Regions from separate parts of the Homo sapiens genome. Here region 1 is linked to region 2. A link is a loop called in an ENCODE intact Hi-C map of the cell type or tissue named here. Cell type or tissue: tibial artery. All regions are shown on one strand.

Region 1 (2,500 bases), 120 kb after region 2:
CTTTCAAGGCCCTGATAGTAGACATTCACATTCACTCTCTCTGAAGCCTGCTAGCCGGAGGCTTCATCCACAAGAACCTTGGCTTCCACAACCCCCTTTATTTTCACTCAAGCTGATATCAAGTCTTCAGGCAGATCTTAACTCTGTTTTACCCAACGGCCAATCAGGAAATCCTGTAATCCACCTGTGACCTGGAAGGCCCCACACCCCGCTTCAAGATGTCCCACCTTTCTGGGCCAAATCAATGTATACCTTCCAGATATTGCTTTATGTCTTTTCTTGTAACTTCAGTCTCCCTAAAATGTATAAAACCAAGCTATACCCTGTCACCTTGGGTGTGTGTTCTTGGGACCTCCTGAGGCTGTGCCCTGGGCCATGTCCTTAACCTTGGCAAAAATCAACCTCTAAGTTGATTGAGACCTGCCTCAAATACATTTTGGTTTACACCTTTGAACAGGCAACCACCTGCCATGCTGGGCCTGGCCTGGCTTTGCCCATTGCCCCAGCGTAACCGTTACTCGTGTCCCCCTATTCTTGGAAATGTCCTGGTTTGGACATATTATGTGAAGCACATGGTCACCCTACATGCGAGGCCACACCTGATCTGGGCCTGAGTCTCCTCCTGGACCCGTCTCGCAGCCTCCACTCTGCCTCTCATGCCTCAGCCTTGCTGATCTCTGGAAGCCCCAGGCACGCTCCGCCCCAGGCACCCTCCACCCCAGGCACATGCCTCCCAGCTTCCACCTGTCTTGGCTCAGGTGTCTGCCTTAGGAAAGCCCTCCCAGTCTGGAGAAGCATCCTGCCTTTCCTCGCTGGGGCAAAAGCAGAGACCCTTGGACATATCTAAGCAGAGTTTAGTGCCAGGCCAGCCGGGGACCCTACTCAGCTCAGCAGGAGGCTCAGCGATGGAGGCAGAGCAGCTGGAAGAACATCTCAGATGGTTTGTCCAAGAGACGGGCACACACCAGTGCGTGCCGCAGCCTGCCCGGGTCCCCCTCCCACCCCAGGCAGGCACACACCAGCGCATGCCATAGCCCTGCCCGGGCCCCCTCCCACCCCAGGCAGGTGGGGCTCACAGAGACAGGCCACCAGCCTCTCCCTTCTGCTTCTGACCAGTTCTTCCAGGAGGTGTCTCTTTCTCCTCTCCTGGGGCCCTGACTGTTGCCATCCTCCAATTTCTCAGACCAACCAGGCTCAGAGTTCTTTAAACTTCCCTTTACAAGGAGGTGTTGCCACTTTCTTGGAGAACTATTCTTAGCTTAATATAATATGATGCGATAGGATACAATATTTAGAGAGATTATTTGATGTCTGCCCCTCCAGTGAATGCCCAGCATTGTGGGTTTGTACAGCAGGTGTTCCCTGTTTGTTGATGAGCAAGTGGGCAGATGTATGAGTTACTCCTGGTTCCACTCACTCCAGTCTGGAGGGTTCAGCCAGCGGCTGCCAGGACAGCAGGGCCCCACCCTGAGCACTCGCCCTCAAGCCCAGCCCAGAGCCCACGCTTCGGCTCCACAGGCAGGGAGCAGGTCAGTGGGGCTGCCCTCCAGACCCTTCCCCTCGCCAGGGCGTCCTCACTTTCTGGGTTATGCTCTCCTCTCTGATTCCCTTTCAAAGGAGAAGCAAGAGGTGCTAAATCGCTAACATTTGTGGGTGAATTGGTAAACCAGGACTTTCCTTTTTGAGAGATGAGGCCCGGGTGGGGCCTGGTGGGAGGAGGGAGAAAGCTGTCAGCTGAGCCTCCCTGGTCATCATCGGTAGGCATCGGTCATGCATTTATCACTTGTCCAAAATTCCGAGGGTGTGGGGGATCCAGGGAGCATGGAGAAGGGGAGAGGGGGTGAAAGGAGGGTCCTGGGAGTGACGGGGGACCCTGCAGGCCGGGAGGCCAGCGATTCCAGGCCAGAGGGTCCTGGAGTTCAGAGAGAAGCAGGGTCTGGTTTGACGGCCATGCCACCTTTCCAAGTGGCTTTTTAGGGAGAAGAGAAGAAAACAAACAACATTAAAGGAACAAAAGAGGGAACTATTTTTAGCTGCGTGTGAAGCAGAAATAGAAATCTCATTGGGGAGTAAATTGGTGAATGAGACTAAATTTAAAAATTTGCTTAGAAATGAATAGGGAAGGATAATTAATGACTCAAGTGGTCCTTTAAATAATTAATAATGTTCTCCTGGGAGTAATTAAAGCATCACATGAAAGTGAGGCATTTTCTATGCCTAATTGTTCTCAGTTACTATTTTTACACACAAAACCAGAGTTTTTACAATATCAAGAACTTTGTCCTCGTATTTTCATTAAAATACTGATTTTTTGTTCTTAATCTTTTTTCCCATTTTCTAACCTATTTTGCTAGGTCCTCTCCCCAGTTCTGAATGCCCTTTGGAAGAGGATGGGGACAGACAGATGAGGGTGACGGGATGGAGATATTCCCTCAATATAAGAGTTTTCAAAGTGTTATTTGCTGCCAATTACTAAGCCATGCTTTCCCAAGGCATAACG
Region 2 (2,500 bases):
AGCGTCAGGCTCTGCGGCTCCCACAGGGCGGCAGGTGACCTCCTGAGGCAGAGCCAGAGCTGCTGAGGGTCCCACGGAACACCTGTGTGGAGAGGTCCCCTCCTTCATGACCTTGCTCTCCTGATCTGGTTGTCTCCTCAGCCCGCCTTCCGTGGGGAGGCAAAACAGCCCTGTGGAGTTGGGTGGGGCAGGGCTCAGCCGGGCCGGGTGGGCGCCCCAAGAGAGAGGACGGGCTGCCCTCCTGTTGATTTCTCCTGGTCCTAACGTCAGGGGGGCCCTGACTGGCTTCCCTCTGTCCTGCAGATGAGGGGGCTACCCTTATGGGACCTGGGAGGCCGCCCTGATGTGGGACGGATGTCACCCGGTGGTCGCCCAGGCTCGTGCTGGGCCACACAACTGCGTTTCCACATTTCCTCCTTGGCTCCCCTATTCTCTTGGGCCGGGCGCAGTGGCTCACGCCTTAATCCCAGCACTTTGGGAGGCCGAGGCGGGCCCATCACGAGGTCAGGAGATCGAGACCATCCTGGCTAACATGGTGAAACCCTGTCTCTACTAAAAATACAAAAAATTAGCCAGGCGTGTTGGCGGGCGCCTGTAGTCCCAGCTATGGGAGGCTGAGGCAGGAGAATGGCGTGAACCCGGGAGGCGGAGCTTGCAGGGAGCAGAGATCAGGCCACTGCAGTCCAGCCTGGGCGACAGAGCGAGACTCCGTCTCAAAAAAAAAAAAAAAAAAAAAAGTGGATCCACTATACGGCTGAAACACATTTTGCACAAGATTATCTAAATGCTGGAGTTTAAATCGAGTCAATGACAACACGACTCCAATTCCAGGTATGGGGTTTAGTGGACAACCAGCTTGACGGAGTCAGGACCGCGCTGACCTGCCCGACACGGTGCTCGGGCATCTGGAAGGAGGAAGCCGGCGTCTCAGCCCCGCAGAAGCCCCGAACCGTGGGCCTCCCGCCGCGTCCGACAGGCAGGGGTGGGGCTAGATGACCGAGGTCTCCGTTTGCAGGAAGGACTGGGCGCGGGAGCCGCGGTGGAACTGCAGGGCGCCCTCCGAGCCGTTGCGGGAGAAGGAGGAACCGCAGACCCTGTAATCCCGGCTCGCGGACGGGGTCGGGCACCGGCTTCGCCATTTTCGCTTCAGCTCGCACTGCACCTGGGAGGTGAGGGCAGCGGGAACGCCCGTGAGCCTGGGCAGGTGCGGGCGGCTGCTATGGGAAGCGCGGCCCGCGAGCCTCCAGCTCTCCCTCCCGCCTGCTCCCGTATCTGTGTTGCCAGCAGATGGACAGAAACAGAAACGGCCTTGGGGGCAGAGGCTGGAGGGAGCGGGAACTGGACGGCCACAGGAGGGCGGGGGACGCTGCCAGACTCTAAGACTGTGCGTGGGTGGTTCGGGGATCGCCACTGCCGCGGTAAGCGCAGTCCCACAGTCTCAGATAGTTAATATTTCTCTGAAAAGATTTTCCTTAGCAGCCGGGGTTGTGACGGTGCTGGGCCTCCGTCTCCTTCCCTGTTCCCAGCGGGCAGGGAATGTTAGCCCTGGGAGGGGGTGGGGATGAGTGAGGGGTGCCCGGACGGCAGAGGAGGGAGGAGGACAAGTGGCACTACTCGGGCTCAGCTTTGCAGAAGCCGTGCTGGTGAAAGCTGCATGTCAAGCAAAGAAAGCGCCAGCAACCGCAGCGTGGGGCGGGAGGGTCAGGGGTCAGGGGACGGGGCCAGGCCGTTGGAGCAGCCCGGAGACAGCCTCCCTGGCTGGGAATGAACGCAGGGCAGAGCTCGGCTCCGGGCTTCCTCCCCAGGGACTCACAGGACGCTGTGCAGCCCCACCCCCCAACCCAGGCCCGGCTTTCTGGGACTCACAAGCTATGGTCAGGAGCGAGACGCCGACCATGGGGAAAAACAGATTCTGTCTAGACCCGGCCGGGAGCTTTCCCGAGAGGGCTCCGAGACGGACGGCAGTCGATGCTACTTAGGGTGGACGGAAGGACGGCGGGGTTTGGAAGCTGGGCCCAGAAGAGTGGGTTTGCCTGTGTCGTTGTGGGTTCTCTGATGGGGACACAGAACTGTGGGGTCCCGGGCAGTAACTCGAGCCCGCGGAAGACAGGCATGTGTGGGGGCTGCGGCACCAGGCTGGGCAGCATCTCAGGAAGCAAGTGAGTACCTGTGCTTGGTTCCAAGGCGGCCATGAACTTACCTCACTGTTCAGGAAACAGTAGAGGACGGCCACCACCAGGCCCTGCAATGAGAAGAGATGGTCAGGCAGGACCCGCGCTCGGGGGAGGGCGGCCGCCTCCGCACACCTACCTGGAACGACCCGAGGCACAGCTCAAACAGTATCTGGTATTTGGAGGAGATGCTGATGGGAAACACGGCAAACACCATGTAGTGGACGCCGAACAGCGGGATAAGCAGGAGCGTGGACTTGGCCAGCCTCCTGCACAGAAGGAGATGAGCCAGCTCAGCTGCTGGACCCTCGGACCCTCTGCAAGCCTGG

The links. Hi-C counts contacts between places; a loop is a spot of excess contacts. Peaks named below come from ENCODE experiments on the same cell type or tissue, not always from the same donor. Only the 100,000 strongest peaks of a DNase experiment are listed, where the experiment ranks them.
Region 1: a loop joins it to region 2, with 2.5 times the contacts of the local background. A loop is called at or near these places in 20 of 110 quality-filtered maps.

The regions. Positions count from the first base shown.
Region 1 is chr7:159,148,180-159,150,679 of GRCh38, forward strand. No RefSeq gene overlaps it. Among named protein-coding and RNA genes, the nearest start is that of VIPR2, 4.6 kb to the left of the region's middle. In tibial artery, no CTCF peak of the experiment used is centred here; a DNase peak (open chromatin) is centred at 1,552.
Region 2 is chr7:159,029,628-159,032,127 of GRCh38, forward strand. It overlaps VIPR2 (vasoactive intestinal peptide receptor 2), which reads right to left. Exons shown (of 13, transcript NM_003382.5): 11 at 2,311-2,440; 12 at 2,201-2,242; 13 at 1-1,162. The coding sequence ends at 989. Among named protein-coding and RNA genes, the nearest start is that of LINC00689, 23 kb to the left of the region's middle. RefSeq lists an enhancer at 1,588-2,240. In tibial artery, CTCF peaks have their summits at 1,191 and 1,391 (motif pointing right); DNase peaks (open chromatin) are centred at 314, 1,014, 1,764 and 2,144; H3K4me3 peaks cover 1,827 bases; H3K27ac peaks cover 2,500 bases.